Regions from separate parts of the Mus musculus genome. Here all the other regions are linked to region 1. A link is a loop called in an ENCODE intact Hi-C map of the cell type or tissue named here. Cell type or tissue: heart. All regions are shown on one strand.

The links. Hi-C counts contacts between places; a loop is a spot of excess contacts. Peaks named below come from ENCODE experiments on the same cell type or tissue, not always from the same donor. Only the 100,000 strongest peaks of a DNase experiment are listed, where the experiment ranks them.
Region 2: it touches region 1 in a loop (1.9-fold over the local background); 5 of 42 quality-filtered maps call a loop at or near these places.
Region 3: a loop joins it to region 1, with 2.7 times the contacts of the local background. A loop is called at or near these places in 5 of 42 quality-filtered maps.

The regions. Positions count from the first base shown.
Region 1 is chr12:71,884,512-71,887,011 of GRCm38, reverse strand. The region is part of intron 1 of Daam1 (dishevelled associated activator of morphogenesis 1); the gene reads right to left. Among named protein-coding and RNA genes, the nearest start is that of Daam1, 55 kb to the right of the region's middle. In heart, no CTCF peak of the experiment used is centred here; DNase peaks (open chromatin) are centred at 401, 1,021 and 1,781; H3K4me3 peaks cover 546 bases; H3K27ac peaks cover 2,500 bases.
Region 2 is chr12:71,980,961-71,983,460 of GRCm38, reverse strand. Daam1 (dishevelled associated activator of morphogenesis 1) reads right to left here. Exons shown (of 26, transcript NM_026102.3): 23 at 708-768. Among named protein-coding and RNA genes, the nearest start is that of Gm40440, 58 kb to the left of the region's middle. In heart, CTCF peaks have their summits at 1,527 and 2,147; a DNase peak (open chromatin) is centred at 2,000; H3K27ac peaks cover 2,171 bases.
Region 3 is chr12:71,935,155-71,937,654 of GRCm38, reverse strand. Daam1 (dishevelled associated activator of morphogenesis 1) reads right to left here. Exons shown (of 26, transcript NM_026102.3): 4 at 1,025-1,096. Among named protein-coding and RNA genes, the nearest start is that of Gm40440, 100 kb to the left of the region's middle. In heart, a CTCF peak has its summit at 1,168; a DNase peak (open chromatin) is centred at 894; H3K27ac peaks cover 2,400 bases.

The DNA.
Region 1 (2,500 bases):
AACAAGACCTCTGAGTACAGCAATATCCAGAAAGTAAAGCCAGTTTTAGGGAATGGAGAGGAAGATGATTAAGGCCTTTTTGTTTTTTTAATTGGCAAGAAGCTTCAAGTCTTTAAGAACACCTTTCCTAGCACTTTTCCTTTGACAGTGCCAGTGACAACACAGGAGATGTGTAACATTTGCTTTCCACAAAGCAAGACACAATGAGTACCCCATGTTAGGGGAAAACGTGGCAGTTCTGATGACAAACAGTTTGCACTGATTTACACACTGTTTTAATTGGTTCATTGGGGGCCTCCGCCACACATTTTAAAGATGTCTGTCCATCCCAAGGGAGCGGATCACTCACTGGCTATCTTCCCAAGGTTTTTCCACACCGAGAGTTGATTCAAAGGAAACTAGAGCCTACACAGGCTGGGGCCAGGAAAGGAGCGAGAGGCATGAAGCTCCTGCCAGCCACCCACTAACCTAAGAGCCAACAGAGTTTCTGCATGTACTCACAAGTTTGGTAGGGAGCCTTGGTCCTTCTCTAGCTCTGTTATTCTCACCAGGACAGTCTGTTTCACAGTAAATTCTCCAGCTAAAAATCTCAACACCAAACACAGGCATTTCTGTACAATGGATGATCTCCGACATTTCTGAGACAAAGTGAGTTTAGGTCACTTGCACAGAGGGCCAAGGGCAAAATCTGTATGCATAAGAACCTTACGGAGAAGGGTGGGACTCTGTCTCCATCCCAGCTGCCGTACCAACTCCAGCTGCCGTACCAACTCCAGCTGCCGTACCAATTGCTTTCAGAACCTCCTCCAACATCAGTTTACTTTTCAGGGCGTCCAGTGCAGTTTGTGCTGCAGCAATACAACTCAAGACCTCTTATCAAGGAAATGTGAAAGGGAAAGAGCTTTGCTTCTTTCTCTGGCCACCCCTCTCCTCTCACATTCCGCTTGTCTGGTTTCATTTCCCAAGGACACCAGATGCCAAATGCCAAAGAGTCATGAGATACAGCCAAAGGTTGCAGAAGCATCTGAAAACCTACAGATTTCAACATCCTTTCCACCAGGAAACGGAAAGGGCGTTTCTCAGGCCATCCAGTGAAGAGACGGCCCAGCCCTTCCCACACACTTGGTCCCAAAACAATGTTCTAATGGGGCATGTCTTGGAGTGGCTCTGGGAAATTCACTCAGCAATCTGCTCACTAATCCCAGTGGCTTCTCTGATGCAAGAGGAAAAAGAGGAGGGCATCCCACTCTGGCCCCACCCAGACACCAGGGAAAACAAATTCCTAAAAGCCAAAATAGCCAAGGACCCCCTAAAAAATAGTACTTAGGGTCCACTGGTCATCCAGGCAGGCACAGGAGCGTACATCAAAAATGCAAACCTATGCCCTTCCTCCCTTAGCTTTTTACTAAATGAGGGAGGAGGGTCCAAGTGCACTCTACAAACACCCTCAGACCAGACCAGGACTCAACCAGCAAGTACATGTACTCTTAACTGTGTTTCCAAGTTCCTGCCTCAGATCCTGCCAGAAACCCTGCCTGCCCCCCTCCCTCACCACCTTTCATGGGGAGAGCAGACAAGGACACCACTAGATTTTCACCCTGAAAAAACTGGCAGGTCTAATCGTATGACTCAATGTGTTAACCTCAGGTTCACAGTATAAATCCCTAAAGCCTACAGAACAGTGTTCTTGGTAAGGATGTCTGTGTTGCTCACATGACAGAAACCAGCGTCTGGGAGCCAGGACAGCTCAATCATCTGGGAGAGAAGCCAAACCAGAAGTGTCCCAGGAGCTCTCTCCTCACCATGGAGGTGAGGCACTCATTGGGCAGCAGACCTGCTGATAAGCCAATTGAAGGTGAAGGCCAAAGTTCTCCCACTGGGTCCCTGTCTTCACTGTCTCTGAAAGACTCACTTGAAGCCTGTGCAGACAGACACCTTGAAAAGTGGAGGCTACAAAAACACAAGCTAAGAATTCCTGGCCAGCTGTGTTACACCAAACCGTCAGTTATTTAAGAAGACAAGCCTTACTCCTTAACAAGCAAAAAGATGTAGAGTCCTGAGTCACCCTAGAGCTTTCAAGAAGAGCCCGGAGTAAGACCATTCATCAAGGGGGAAGGACACGTGTGTTGCAAGACACCAGTACATGTTTGTTCCTTCCATGCTCTGGTACATGGTTGACGAGAGGGCCTCCTGAAGTCACTCTTCACAAACTCCACATCTATGGCTGCCTTGATAACAGCCCACAGCAAGCACGCCGAAGGAACTTCAGGTTTAAGATCAGTTCACACGAGCAGACAAAGCAGTGGTGCCGGCCACATAGAACACACCTGCATATGACGATGGCTGAGAAGGAGACACCATTAACTTCTTACTACTGGAAACAGTTCTGGCAAATTCTCAGAGAGAAGTTGAACAGATTGCATATTATATGTATTCTCTTTCGATGACTATGTTCTAAAACTTCAGAGTTTACCAGATAAAGATATGCTGGGGTCCCAGA
Region 2 (2,500 bases), 96 kb before region 1:
CCCTATCTTCTCCACATTCCTGTGGTTCCCTTTTATCTTCTCTACCTGGGCAGCCCCCCTCCCATGGACCTTTCTACACCATCCTGCTCCTAAGCCATAACTGGAGTTCATCTCCTCCAGTAGGAGCACCTCCTCCAGGATGTGCCAGCCAATCACACGCCTCCAGGCTAGCCTCAATCCAGCCCTTTCATCACGTCTCTCTTTGATCACCACCATGCTTATCTAGACAGGGTCCTGCTGAGGGAACTGCTGCTCTCACCATCGCAGCACTAGAAAGCCTTGGACATGGTATATATGCTATGGCCAAGTGTGTGTTTGGTGAAGACTCCCCTTCCCAAAGGACCAGTTCAGAAGTAGCAGAGGGGTTTCCATCAGCCTGTGGAGAGTCACATCAAACGGTAACAGAACAAGGAAATGGAAGGTTGCCTCACCTGGTCCATTCATGCTAAGGCCTGCCTCCTGGGTTGAATTGTTGGCCCTCCTCACCTACTTCAAGCTCCCACTGCAGGGAGCCTCTCAGGACACTTGGCTGTATGAAACTGAGTTCCTATACTGGGCACAGCTTGTGCCTGCTTCTTTCTGGTCACTCTTATGGAATCATGTTTATCCTGGGCAGAGCACATGCCAAAGGCGCTCCTGTGCTCAAGGTCTGCACACCAGCAAAGTAGTGAGGAGGCCGACAGTCATGGTGGGAAGCAGGTACTCACCGTCTCTACAGCTTTCAGGCCACTCCTCAGGGTGCTGATCTCCTTGTCCAGCTCAGTCATGCTGTCGGAGAGAGTGACATCTTAGCAGTCAGCAAGCAGCTTACAGGAGTAAGTAAGAGACACACTGGCTCGAGTCAGTGCGTGCTTGGAGGCAGGCATATGCTTAGCTTATAAACTATATTCCAGGGACAGTGAGATGGGTGAGAGTGCTTGCTTCCAAGCTTGACAACCCCAGGTTACTCCTAAGGACCCACACGGTAGAACGATAGAAGAAAACAGTTGTTGTGACTTCCAGAGGCTGTTATGGAGCATGCGTGTGTACACACATGTACACACATGTATACACACACACACACACACACATGTACACACACACACATGTACACACACACACACACACACACGTACACACACACACATATGTACACACACACACACACACACACACACACACACTAAATGTGATAGAAAGAAAACATTCCTCTCATTCTCAGATTTCACAAAAGCTACAGCATTAAAAAAATGTAACTTATGTGAGTATAATTTTAATTTTTCTGTACATTTTTTTGTTTCCCTCTGCCAGCAGGTATATGTTATAGGTTAAAAATAGCAGAAGAAAAATGTTTCCCATGAGTAAAGAAATATTTTATGTTTGAATCACAGAGCGCCTCTGCTTCAGCAAGTTGCTATATGTAGAAATGAGCATGTGCTGCGTTTGGCTCTCTAAGAAGGTGGCTCGCCTAGAACCTCATTCAGTTGGGACCCTGCAGCTCACCATGACTACAGCAGTGGGAGCAGCTCGTGGCCTCAGTCAGCAGGCGGTGGCTGAGAGCTGTCCTGGACACTTTTCACTTTGCTGCCTTTTTTGTTTTTAGTGGAGAAAGATTCCTGGGCTTCTTCCATGCTTTCTGTTTCATGGCTTTTAAACACTAAAGATTAAAGCTCAACTCTCACAACCCCACCGTATCAAAGAGCTTGCCGCCAATAGTTCATTTAAAAATAGATCATTTCTTGTGTTACCTACTCTATTTCTTATACCAAGGGAGGGAGGGAGAGGGAGAGGGAGAGGGAGAGGGAGAGGGAGAGGGAGAGGGAGAGGGAGAGGGAGAGGGAGAGGGAGAGGGAGAGGGAGAGGGAGAGGGAGAAACAAGCCACTTATTCTAGGTTGTCAATTCACAGCAAAAGGCGCAGCTTAAATATATGTCTGTCAGAAGGAGGGGTGGAGGGCGGAGAGCGTGGAAAGCTGCCTGTTTCCATCTCTGAAACAGCACGGGATTTGTGGGGAAAGTTTGGCAACTTCCCATTTTATTTTTAGGTTCTTGATTTGCATAACGACTGCTTCCCATTAACCGGCTGCTTGGTTCCAAAGGGTGTGCGTATCTGTAGAAATGACTGACTGGCTCCCTCACATGGAGGCCTTCCATTTGCTTCACCTTGCGTCCCCCTTTGACTCAGAGCTACCTGTGTACAGAAGAGCTGCTCTTCAGAAGCTCTGCTGAGGCTAACTATATGGCCTCACATGCAGCCAGGTGCTCTGCCACTCGGCAGCACCCCTGGCCTTCCATTTACTTTTTGTTGAGACAGTCTCACTAGGTTGTCCAGGCCAGCCTTGACCATGCTTTGTAGCCCAAGCAGGAATTGAACTTGCAGTCCTGCCTTTGTTTTCTGAGTCAGAGAAGCCAAAAAGCCTCGCTGATGCTTATACCCTTAAAAACAAATCAGATTTTACACATGGGGCAGTGAGTATTCCAAAGGACCTAGAACAAATATATATTCTCTAACACGTTTGGCTG
Region 3 (2,500 bases), 51 kb before region 1:
TCAAGGTACAGCAGCAGAATAAGAAAGAAACAGGAAAGAAGAGGAAGAAACTGAAAGTCAAGGCCCTGCAGAACTTAAATAAGAGCAGCAAATTCATGGATCCGGGTTGGTTTTTACCTTTTGCAGTGGGAGTAGCAATAAAACCTAGATCACATTAAAGGTCTTGGAGTGGTAAGACAGCTCTCCATGAGGACCTGGGTAGAGGCAGCAGAGAGTAGAGCACTCGGGAGAGTAGAGCCTTCTATTTCATATTATCAACTTAAAGTTGGATACAACCCATTCTGAAAATCATGAGAATGCCATGAGAGGCAAAGACTTCGACCTTCAGTTTTCATCAATGGCAACAGGATTTAAGCTACTAAGGTTCAAAGGCTGGTGACTTATTTTCTGTTGTGAATTTTAGCTATGATTAATAGATGATGTTCAGGCTGCCTAGAGTGCTAACATCTCAGAGGCCAGAACTCAGATACTGAGAACGCAGTTTAACTGCTAACTATAGATCACAGCTTTCCCTAGAGCATTCTGATTATTACAGCATTTTATCAAGTCATGTTATGATTCTGTATATGAACCTCTCGGCCACCAATGAGATCAGGAAGTCAGGAAGGAGCTAAGTTCCCAGAGAGAGGGAGATGGGTATGAACATGATGAAGGGACAGTTAGGTCATAGAACTGTTAGAAAAGCCTACAGTCCACAGGAGTGTTGTTGCAACACTCCCAATAATTAGTCACAGCAACAGCAAGTCCAAGTTGAATGCAAGCCATGTTTCAAATGGCATTTCCTCTTATAACATTAAGACCAATCATATGTTAGTGTGTGTAGATTCTATTTAAAACACACTAGAAAAGTTACTTCACTAGGCAACCTTTCAGCCCCTCGTCCCCAACACCTCAAACACTGAGTGTCTGGAATGGAATTTGGAAAGGTAACAGCATTCAGAAGGGCTTACTCAATCAAGCTCATTGTGCAACTGTGTACTCTGTACCCTATTTTAGGCTGTCACAGAATGTAAGTAATACTTACAGCAGCCATGGAATTGAGCTGATCAATGTAGAACTCGGGCCAACTGGTTGCTCCCTTGTTTTCTTCCTGGTCCTACAAAAATGAAAAGAAATAAAACAAAGTAAGAAAAAGTGACAAGGTAACACATTACCAGAGGCCCACATGGAGCAGCAGAGAGCTGATGTCCTGTGCATCATGATGGTGGTCTGCAAAGCCACGAGAATACAGGAGACACTTATTGTTTTACAGTATCGGGTCATCTACTTAAAGGGTACATGGGAATTGAATTCACGCCAGGGAGTAACATTTTCTTTTTTTAGTGACATAATGGTACTGAGAAGGATATTCTAGGTCTCATGTCACACTGAGGACTACATGGGGATGTCACAGCTGTATGAAATTCAAGAGTGAAGGAGACCTGTCTTTACAGTGGCCAGAGACATGGCCAGTTGGTGACTAGATTGTTTCTATCAGTTATTTAGATTTCATTGTGAAGTAGGATTTCATTTGATGTGGCTGAAAGGGGCTACTGACACCGGTGGAGTTAACAAGAGAACACATGTTAGTCCCAGGCACAGGTCTCCTGCTGACCCAGCTCAGGAGCTATGTTAGAAAAACGAGTGTGCCAGGCAGTGGTGGCACACGCCTTTAATCCCAGCACTTGGGAGGCAGAGGCAGGCGGATTTCTGAGTTCGAGGCCAGCCTGGTCTACAGAGTGAGTTCCAGGACAGCCAGGGCTACACAGAGAAACCCTGTCTTGAAAAACAAACCAAAAAAAAAAAAAAAAAGAAGGAAAGCAAAGGAAAAAAGGAAAGGAAAAAGGGAAAGGAAAGGAAATAGAGTGTGTGTCTGCTAAAAAGACCTGAAACCCAAACCCACCTCAGCTAGATGTGTCTCACAACCCAGGTGACCTTGAGCCAAAACAGCTGGCGCATCTGTGGATGGAGTTCACTGACACGCCTAACCTGGACCTCCCTGTCAGCTGTAGTCTCTGTTGGAGACACAGCAAGCTCAGCCAGGAGGCACGCTGTGCTTGGCTTCCACAATCTCGCACACCTTTGTGCTGAGAGAGGTATTCCTGTAACCAGGACTTTCCATTAAGAGAGCACCCCGATATAATGGGTCACCCAAGGAGAAGACACTGCCATGTACACACAGCGGCTGTCTGATGCCCAAGGAGTTACTGCTATACTGCTGGCTTCAGTTTTTTAGTTTCAGCAGCCCATCCATCCATCCATCCATCCATCCATCCATCCAAACATTCATGCATTGGGCCTTGGAAGAGTGATTTCTAGGAGGAGCTTTTAATTTTAGGCTTAGACCTTATCTCTAAAAATCCCTCCCTTTTTCCCTCTTTCTGTAACCCAGGCTGGTCTCAACTGTAGGACTGTAGAGTGATCCTCCTGATTCAGATTTCTAAGTGCTGAGGTTATAGCTATGAGCCACCATTACTCGCCCTACAAACACGCACGCGAGCGCACGCGCACACGCACGCAC